Regions from separate parts of the Homo sapiens genome. Here region 2 is linked to region 1. The links are chromatin contacts, found by Hi-C in ENCODE. All regions are on one chromosome and are shown on one strand. Each heading gives the region's core, a stretch centred on a gene start or an enhancer-like site at or near the end of the contact. The rest is flanking DNA. Distances are from core to core; before and after follow the strand shown. Region 1 holds the start of LINC00492 (long intergenic non-protein coding RNA 492). Region 2 overlaps LINC00491 (long intergenic non-protein coding RNA 491).

Region 1 (5,444 bases), core at 2,633-5,132:
AGGTTTCTTCTATAACATTTTACTGATGCTAGTTTCTGATGCAGTTATACATGAGCTTTTTCTCTATTTCACTTTCTAATTGGTTATTTCTGTCATAGTTAAGCTATCTATTTTGTATGTTGTCATCTTACTAGACTCTGTTTCTAGTTCAGTTTAATTAACTTTTAAAATTTATTTATTTATTTATTTATTTTGAGATGGAGTCTCACTATGTCACTCAGGCTGGAGTGCAGTGGTGCGATCTTGGCTCACGGCAACTTCTGCCTCCTGGGTTCAAGCGATTCTCCTGCCTCAGCCTTCCAAGTAGCTGAAATTATAGGCACCCGCCACCACACCTGGCTAATTTTTGTATTTTCAGTAGAGATGAGGTTTCGCCATGTTGGCCAGGCTGGTCTTGAACCCCTGACCTCAGGCAAACCACCGGCCTCGGCCTCCCAAAGTGCTGGGATTACAGGCTAGAGCCACCACCGCACAAATCCTAATTAACTTTTTATTTTGAGATACTTTTAGGTTCACCTGGAATTATAAGAAATAATGCAGAGAGATCCCTGTACTCTTTACTCAATTTGAAAATGCTAAAAATTCTAAAAATAGTTTTCTTATAATTTAATTACGCCTTTGCAAATTCTGTTATTATGGCAGTTCTTTTTCAGCAACTGTCTATATATATATTTTATCATCTAAAACAAATCTAAATAACTTATTAAATTTTCTCAATACATTCTATGTAATCGTTGATATGAATTTCAAATTTTAAATGATATAAACTGAAATATAAATAGGCAAAAATCTGGCATAATTTCCATGCTGTTCTTTTGAAATAATAAATGCAAAACAAAGCATCTGACAGTTACCCAAGAGCCTGCTAATGTCTGAAGTATATAGACTCTATTATGAATCTACTTTTAAATTCTTAAATAAAATACAATGCATGATTCACATATTACCTGCTCACCAAAAAGTCATCATGCTCAGGAATGATTGGAGAACTCTCTAATGGTTGTTAGATTCCTGTTCATCCCAGTAGATAAATACCTTTTGCAACCATAAATGCTCAATAGGAAGCTAAAATACTGCTTTCATATTGACTTGGTGAGCATGTTTCATACTCTGACAGCTGCCTTTCTTTCTCAAAAATGACATACTAACAACACATGCTAAATGTATTGAGATGTGAACAGAATATATAACATTTGTACTGAATTCATTATGTCTCCAGATGCTTTAGTTTAGAAAGAAAGGTGCAAGTGTGTTACTATTCATTTTAGGCATATATTGGTATATTTATATTAAAAAGAGATTAACATAAATAAAGCAATCAAATCTAAAAGAGTGGCATTTGGTTGGAACCTCTGAACAGCTTCCATTTTACCCATCATCCCCATTTTGCAGACCTCAATTTCGGTATGACAACATAGTAACTAAACAAGAATGAATATTCTTTTCGTATTTTTCACTATAAGAAATTTCACAGGATAATAACTTTAGAAATAAATGAAGAGAAAATCTTATTTCAATTATACCTACAATGTCCCTACATTTGTATGTATTTAGACTTACTTTAATAAATAACATAATAAGATTTTTTACAAGAACGTAACCAACTCTGCATGCTCCTCTATGCTCCCTGCATAGATTTTTAAAAATTAAATATGGAGAATCAGAACCTATATGTATCTCATAATTAATCGTATATATGTAATGATGTTTTTCATAGGCTGAAATTTTATCAACAAAATACAGATTACATGTTTGGTCAACAGTATGTGCATATTCACAAATGCCTGGTCCTCAAGAGAATGTAAGGATATAACATAATAATATAGAGATGATTTGCCCATCTTACAAAGATAAAATACTGAAAATGCTTTCAAAGTTATGAAAGTTTACTTTAATCTTCAGTCATACTACATTTTTCTATGATTTCTGGATCACTGTTGTTTAATAGAAATAGAAATATAATGTTTAATAGAAATATAATAGAAATATTAAAAAATTAAAGGTAATTAATTTTTTAATATTCATTTTCAAAAGTTTAAAAGAAACATAAAAAATAATTCCAATAATATATTTTTATTAATCCAATATATTAAAAATATCATTTTAACATTTAATAAATATTCAAAAATTATCACTGAGACTTTTTGTGTTGTATTTGTCATGCTTGCTCACTGAAATCTGGTGTGTATTTTACATATTCAACATATGTCAATTCAGACTAGCCCGTTTCACTTGCCAATAGTCACATGTCATGTGGCTAGTGGGTACTATACTGGATAACTCTAGATGAGGCAGATCATTATGCATTATACAGACTATGAATAAGTTCTGCGAATTATGAGGTACAGAAGGTGCCAATATTATCTCAAAAATAAACTGCACCCGGTACGTCACCTTGTAGTAAGGCATACAATTTTACTGAATATAAGTCAGCCTAGAAATCAACAAAGTATATTGAAGCATAAACCAACAAAACAAAAATTGCCTGACATTTGGTGCCACCCTTAGAATCACTCCTTCAGTCATAATTTAATTTGTCCACATTAAAAAGACATAGAAGTTACGGAAAGAAAAGAAAAGTTATATTTGAAAACGCTTCAAATTGTTTAAATATTAAAATTTCTTTTTTTAAAGCCTATTTCAAAAGTAAGCAGGGTTTGGCAAAACTTTTTTGTAAAGGGCCATATATTAGATACTTTAGGGGTTTTTTTTGGCCATACAATCTCCATTACAACCACTCTACTCTGCAGTAGGAGTGGGAAATAAGCCATTGACAATATGTAAACAAATGCATGTACCTGTGTTCATATGAAACTTTATTTACAAAAAAAAACAGATGATGGGGCCATAGTTTATCACCTCTGGTTTAGACTACCTTCCTTGCAAGTAAAAGAGCTCAAACTTGTTGCATATTTATTGGAAGGAGCAGGAAAAATAATCGTAGTCCGGATGTTCAGAAGATGTTGGCAGGAACCTATTTTCTCTCTATTTCTTGGTCATTTGCCTCTCCAGGTTGAATGCTCTTATGACACATGATCTCAGAAGGTGAGAAAAAAAACTCTCTGTCTTCTAGCAACTACATCAGTTCTTGAAAGGATATTGAGGCCTTGCTTAAGCCATTTTCCTATCCTTGGATCAATCAACATTCCAGGCCACTCACTGCTCAGCCCTGCTCACATGCCTACCTCTATAAAAGAAGAAGGAGGGACATTTGATTGCTAGACTAGCTAGATGAGAGAGAAGCAATTAACAAAAGGCCAAAAAGTCCACATAATTTATGAGAGAAAAGGAAAGTATAGGGCAGGGATAAATTACAGTGTTCACTATGATGGTTTTGCATACCTTCAACCTTAGATTGAAGGCAATTGCTAAAGACAATATTGCCCAAAAGCCTAATGTTTTGCAATGAAATTCTTTAATAAATATATATATATTAATGATATATTAATGACAAATTGGAAGCTACTCACCAATATCATTATATCTCAGGACATTCTCATTACTGACCCTTAACTCCAGTGGAAACAAAGGAATACTAAGAGGAACCAAGACTTTTTCATCTGAAAGTGTCAGGCACTCAAGTGAAATAGGGGACAAACACAGATTTTAGGTATGATAATAGCCTCCTGATAAGCAAAAGACAAATGTACAGAGTATAGTAACAGATACCCAGTGGTACATACTGGAGGAAAATCACCAGAGTGGAAATTTCTAACAGGTTGGTCAAGAAATAAGTCATATGATCTAGATCAAGGGAATGTATCCTGAATCAGGTCACTGGCAATTGCAAGAATGCAATTCCAGCCTTACAGCATTTCAGTTGCTATTCAGGTTTCTAAAACATGGTTTCAGATACCAGGGCCAGAAAGAAGAATGAATATTAGGTTTCAGAAGAAAAAGCACAACAGTGTTAAGTGCTGCTGAAGGTAATGCTAGCAATTAATACCTGGCTGTCATTCTGGAGTTCCTTTTCTCTCTTCCATCCAAGGTCAAGATTTTCCTAACATATAACACAAGGCTGTGCCTAAAGTGAATGACTGATTCTTCAATGAGGGAAGAAGACACAGAAGCTAAAAACAAGGTAGGGTCTTAAGACTAGAGGATATTTTTAAAGATTGTAAATAAAGTTTCTACTCTTGGAAATAGTTGCCTTTTAATTTTTAATGATAATTTAAGTTCTACAGGCAATAAATAGAAATTTGATAGTGTTTTGAAGCTTATCTGTAAAAGTAATATTTAATTGTTTTCCATGACGTATTTCTAGGTTATATCCTGATACATAATAGAAATGGAAATATTTTCTATGGTACAATGCTGAGAAAATAAAGCTTCAATATCATAGAAAATAGTTTCCATTTCAACCGTGTACTAATTAGGGCATCACCTGAATTGCTGTAATAAAGGGACCCCAAAATACAGTGGCTTAAATATGACAGGATGTATTTTTCTCTAACATAACCCAAAGTAGGGTGGTCTGGTCACCAAGTTTCTGCAGGTTCCCAGGCTGTCAGGAGAGCTCAGCCAACATCAACATTCATTTCCATCACTAAGTCCAAGGAAACTGCCAGTTGTCACCTGTTTTCAGTCTGTGAGAAGCAGAAAAGACAAAAGAATTTAAGAACAGCAGTTTCTTAATAAGGACGTTGCAAGGAGGAAGCATCACATATCTTATCCAGTTATATCTCACGGTGAGAGCTTTGTCATAGGACCTTCCCTAGGTGGGTAGCTACGGAGAGGTTGAAGTGGGTTGGAGTTCTATTAAATAAGAAGAAAGACTGGATGTTGGAGCTTGATTAGCAATATCTGCTACCAATTATTCATGCCTTTAGCTTGCATTTAATAAGTACCTAATGGGGGTCAATTACCACTCAAAACATTTAAAAATGATTTTAAACAAATAGAATGTAGCCCTTGCTCTTGAGAAACACATGGTATAGTGAAGATGTCCATGGAAACAATTTTAGCAAAGTAACTGTATTTTTTTGGAGTATGTATATGAGGTTCTCCGAGCATGGAGGATAAAGCACTACTGTCCACATGAGAAACTCAAGAAAAGATTCCTAGTGGAAGTAGTGCAGTGTTTGAACTGAATCTTTCAAAATGATTAAAAGTTTACTAGGTAAAGTAAGAAAGAGTGCTTTGGTCAGCAAAGGCTAAACAGAACACTGGCTTTGGGGGGTGGGATAGATCTATTTCAGTGTGTGTGTGTGTGTACATGCATGCACATGGATATATGTTTGTGTTAAAGCAGAGAAGTCGAGTGGGGGGAATGATGAATGACAGAATATGAGTCAAAAGGTATACAAGGACCGTATTATGGGTGGCCTTGTGAGGAATTTGGAGTGGATTATGAAGCCATTGCAAGACTTTAAGCAACAGAGAGATGTGGTTCATTGGCATTTCAGAAATTTCATTTTGGTTGAAGTCTTCTCTTACAAGGGCTT
Region 2 (5,232 bases), core at 443-2,942, 46 kb after region 1:
ACTAATTAAGCATTACAGTCTAACATATATATAGCCTCCCTTTACCCAGTCAAATTTTTAAAAATATATTCAACAACCATCATGAGCAAGGCACTGTAAAAAAAATATAGTCTCATAGAACAGATAAGACTCTCCCAATATGGACCATGCAAACGATGCTGAGAGGAGATAGTAAAAATGCTTTTTACCTGAGTGGGTTACGAAAAACTTTTTGGAAGAGGTACATTTGTTCTAAAGCTTGAATTTGCAGAGTTTACGAGCTTATACAGATGGGAAAGGAAGGACTTTCCAAGAAGTAGAGCCAATATAAACACAGACACAAAGAGAGGATGTGTATGCTCTTCCAAAGATCCTAAAAAGACCTGTTGGTGGATTGAAGCTCTATCCAAGAAAATTTCAAATCCCAGTCTAAAGAATGTGGAATTTGTTATTTAGGCAAGATGATTTTGGAGCAATGAAATGGCAAGGGGTGAGGTGTTCAGTAAAATCCACATGGCAAAAAAAAAAACTGTAGATGGACTGGAGTGGCAAGCCATGAATTGAAGACACAGTATAAAAGGTTTAGTCCAAGTGAGGCTGAAAGGTCTGGACTAGGGCAATAGCAGGATAGCTATGACAAAGAGAGTTTAGAAATATTGCAGAGGGCTGCGCACAGTGGCTCATGCCTATAATCCCAGGACTTCGGGAGGCTGAGGTGGGAGGATCACTTGAGCCCAAGTGGTTGAGGCTGTGGTGAGCTATGATTGCATGCCACGTTATTGCCCTCCAGCCTGGGGAAGAGAGCAAGACCTGGTTGGAAAGAAGGAAGGAAAAGAAATATTGCAGAGGTAGAATGAAGATAATTTGGTAAAGGCCAGTTTGAGGTCCCCATATTTAATGGTTAGGATACTTGATATGTTAAAGAATATGACTATATCAGAGTAGATACTACTAAATCATACTGCATTTTGGAATTGCAGAGCAAATAGTAATGTCTTCATTTTGTGCTAGCTACCGTGATCTTCCTTTTGATTCTTCATGCCCACTCCTCTGCTAACTAAATCGGCAAAAAATGAACTAAGTAGGCAATTGTTAAAGCTTAATAAAATGCAATAAGCAAAATAATCCCTTTAAGTGGTACTTAGTCTCTATAAGATAAAAATGTTATTTTTCTTAGATAGTCTCACCTTCCCCCTTCTTTGCTCTGCAAGTGGTGAATGGGTATATGAGCGAAGAGCTATGGGGACCTTCTTATATGACCTTGTGGTGCTGAGGAACTATAAGGTCCTTATGCTATCTTTTCATCTTCTGGCCTTTGGGCGATGCCCTTGGCTATCTCATTCCTTGGGGTCCTATGGACCTCCAGGACAGAAGCACAGGAACTTTGAAGTTTTTTTTAACTTTTTGATATTCTTGGTTCAAGTAATGCTCCTAGTGATGGCTCCTGGCTATTCTGAGTGCACCTAAACTTCTCCCATAGGTCTATAGGAGGTCTGCCTTTAACACCACTCAGCCCCAGCTCAGGCTGTCCACTCAGCAGCCCTTGCTGAGAAGCCACCTTTCCCCACTGCACAAAACCCCTCTGGAAAGCTTTCAAATTAGACTCTTTTCTACACCACAAGGAAAGCAAGAATAGGCTGGAAAAACTAACCAACAGGATCTGAGTGATGAATCATGCTGGAGACATTCAAATTTATTTGACTGTTAATGTAATCTAGATCAGTATAGGGCAGTTTGTTAGATGATATAGGAAACATGAGTCATCTGCTATCACTGTAGTATCCTCACTAATATACCTGTCCCTCTCTAGACCAATTCCAAATAAGTGAAAATCTGAGCAGACATCTAAATGTCTCTGCTCCTAGACCTTTTCTCTCTTACTCTTCTCATAGCATTTCAAGGTCAGGAAGAGGCAGCTTTTCATTTATATCTTTTTAATCATAGTCTCCTTCCAGGTTCCATCTGAGCCCCATGATAGGCAAAGGCTGAGACCTCCAGTTTGATTGTTAATATAGCTTATTGACAACATGGTACAAGACATTCTGTTGCTAATGTGGCAACTGAGGGAACCAAAAAAATTTAGAAAATCCTTCCTTAAGACAATAGCCTGGCTTGTAAGAATACTAACTTGCTGTACAATCCTATGTTGCATACCAAAAGCTTAATATTACCTAAATATCTTAATTTCCCAGAGGCAGGGATGCCTCAGGTAAACTAGTTGAAAGACCCCCTATGAGGAAAAATACTGGAAAAGCACATTAATATCTTTCAAAATATTATCCATTTTATAAATGGATCTATGCAATTAGCATTACGTAGTATTTCCAAAATGAATAATTATGGAGACTTCAAAAATGTTCACAATGAATACAATATATGTTACATGAAAGTGGATGCTCCTTTAAGACTAATCAACATTTATGTCTATTCAATACAAAAATTGAATAAGCACAGTGATGCTGTATCTAAGACTAGGTGTGAGAGCAGGAATACAGGGCTTGGTATTTCAGTCAACAGGTTAATGAATTTAGTAAATTTCAATAGTCAATGAATTGGTTGACTCTCTGATATACAAACTGAAGTTACTAAAGCACAAAAAAAAGGTTAGAAAAAGAAACATATAACTTATGTTGATAACACTTGCCTCTGTACCAGTTACTGGTCTTAGATGTAGCCATCAACCAATGACAAATGAGAAACTTGTGGACAACACACCTCAGCTTCCCTAACTCTGAGGTGCACCATCTACACGGCTGCTCAGTTTTCATGAAAATGACTGCCAATTTAGCCACAGTGGTGACTTGCTTGATCACAAACTCTTTTCTGACTTCCTCTTCTTCACTGTCTAACTCGCCCACACCCTTGCTGCTGTTTCCTGGGATGACCTGGAATAAGCCACTTACTCTTGCATCTGTGTCTCACAAAATGTTTCACAGGGAAACAAAATAAAGGCCAGAGCTCTTGACCATGGCTTGCCTTCTTTGTCTGCCTGAGAGGAATCTCTGAAGCCTGGGAGCCCAAATCATACAGAAATTCATGTCTGAAGTATTCTCATGTCTCCTTTTTAATCCTTCAGTTAAAACCAGAATGACAAATTTTCCGTTAATAAAACAGAGTGGGTGTTTTTCCCCTGAGGACTCCCTCTTCCAGTAGTGCAGCTGGCACAAAGATGTCTCAAGCCTCTTTGAGAAGGTCAGTGAGCTCTGACTCAGCCCTGTCCTCCCAGATTTATACTTGGAGCTAGCAGGTTTTTCAGCCCAAACCTGTTTTTATATAGAATAAAAAATTCAACTAAGTAACTAAAAATCTTCACTGTCTATGAATCAAAGGATTTTAAAAGTACCAAGTTCCCAGGAGTCATTAATCCAAACTTCATATTGTCTTCATATTTCTACAAAAAGTAGTATTATCCAGTCTCTTTTTAATCAATAAAACACAAACACTCTCTCAAAATGTTTGTTTGAGCGTTCATCTAAACTGGAAGTCACAGCTCAAACTATGGAACTATGAAGACCTGGTTTCAAATCCTAGCTACAATTCTTGCTGGCAATGACACCAAGCATATTACTTAACCCCTTAGGCCTTCATTTCTTCTTCCCCAAGTTAGAAATAATAAAATACTTAAATTTTACAGTGGCCATTAAGAACAAATGAAATGATTTGTAAAGTCTAATACATAGTAAATGTTTGTGTTAATTTCTTTTTAAAACATCTGGTAATCTTCCTTCTTTCAATGAACATTTATTGAGCATCTGTTTGTTGCTAGACCCTATGATAAATAAAATACAATCTTTCTCCTACCTCCAAGAGCTTATGGTCTATTGGGGAGACAAATATGTGTTTTAAATTTAATAATTAAAATGTATATAATATATTATCTTATGCTCAATATATAATTGCACAAATATGTATTAAAGTGAATAATTATAATAAAAAAATTTTAATACAACAACAGTAAAAGTGCTATCTAAAATTTCTAGGCCACAGTAGTATTCAGATACTTGTGTCTACTTATCCTATATATAGCGGATTACATTTTATAACTTTGTAAATCTTAAGAACCATTCTCTTGCCATTACCAGAGTGTTAATGTTTGGATGGTTGATACTGAAGAAAGTAAGAATGAAAGTGCTGTTCAAGCCCTGGGTCATGGTAAATGTGAGGAGAAAATCGTGTCCATGTAAGGCTTTGTAGTGGTCTAAGAGATATGAATTGCTGTTCACCTTATCATGTCACTTCACTAAAATTACCATCAGTGTCATAAACTGATATCAATTAGCTAAGTGCTTAGGGGTCTGGGAAGTTTAAGATTCTCCTGACAAAAATACCTAGTAACATGTTTTGTTGATCACTGTAGCAAAAAGCTCACCCTGCTTCCTGTCCTACACATTTCTAGCATGTTTTATTCTTGTCTAAGAGAGCATTTTGTGTATGTCTGTCATGTCCTTGACCCAGCTTACCCCAAACCTGTTAATTTCCATAGCTGATGTTCACATACCATTCCTTACATGGGGAGCACACAGCACACACACACACCCTCCCAGACCTTCTCTCACACCCACAGGGATGAGCAGGGTGCCATTGGCCCGTATCATTCACAAGAGGATGAGTCTGTTGATAAAGTGACGCAAGCTCCACCTGCAGATTTGGTGAGGTGTCTAATTAAGGCAAGCAGAGACATAGCTGACACTCATAACTCAACCATAAAGCATTTATCACCTTAATACCTAGGTCTCAGACCTGATTTTTAAACTATTTGTTCCTGATACATCACCAACTTTCTTACAGGAATGATAAAAAGATGTCTCTCCACACGTGGAAGGCCAATCAAGCCTTTATCCAAACCTTGTCCTCTCATCCATGTAAAAGCAAGCTCTTAACTTTATAAGAACCATTTGCCTACAAGACATGCATTTCTTGTAATTATTCTTACTTCTGGAACATTTTCAACCTCCTTAATCTTAACTCTTCAGATATCAGATATATCTTTTGTAAGGTCAAACATAACTTTATTTCTGCTATTTAATAAGCATTATATTTTCTTTTATAAAAAAAGATCAATTCTGCAATTAAACATCAAGCTGACCACTTTTTTTTAATTCTAGAAAAAGCTTTTTTTTTCCATAGGTTATTGGGGTACAGGTGGTGTTTGGTCGCATGAGTAAGTTCTTTAGTGGTGATCTGTGAGATTTTGGTGCGCCCATCACCTGAGCAGTATACACTGCACTCTATTTTATCCCTTGTTTCCCTTCC

Evidence for each region. A loop is a pair of places that touch in the nucleus more often than their neighbours do. Pooled maps may share reads with other maps.
Region 2: a map of PC-3 shows a loop between it and region 1 (4-fold over the local background). The contact joins the enhancer-like site here to the promoter of LINC00492 in region 1. A Hi-C loop is called at or near these places in 2 of 168 maps with a recorded cell type or tissue (PC-3 and left cardiac atrium) and 1 of 50 pooled maps.

Annotation. Positions count from the first base shown.
Region 1 is chr5:102,577,486-102,582,929 of GRCh38, forward strand. It overlaps LINC00492 (long intergenic non-protein coding RNA 492), which reads left to right and starts at 3,883. Exons shown (of 2, transcript NR_047462.1): 1 at 3,883-4,081.
Region 2 is chr5:102,625,847-102,631,078 of GRCh38, forward strand. The region is part of intron 1 of LINC00491 (long intergenic non-protein coding RNA 491); the gene reads right to left. Among named protein-coding and RNA genes, the nearest start is that of LINC00491, 43 kb to the right of the region's middle. Within about 2 kb of position 1,693, at least 4 of the 41 ENCODE cell types and tissues checked have a DNase peak (open chromatin) inside an H3K27ac peak, as active enhancers do; they include PC-3, where a contact is called at or near this core.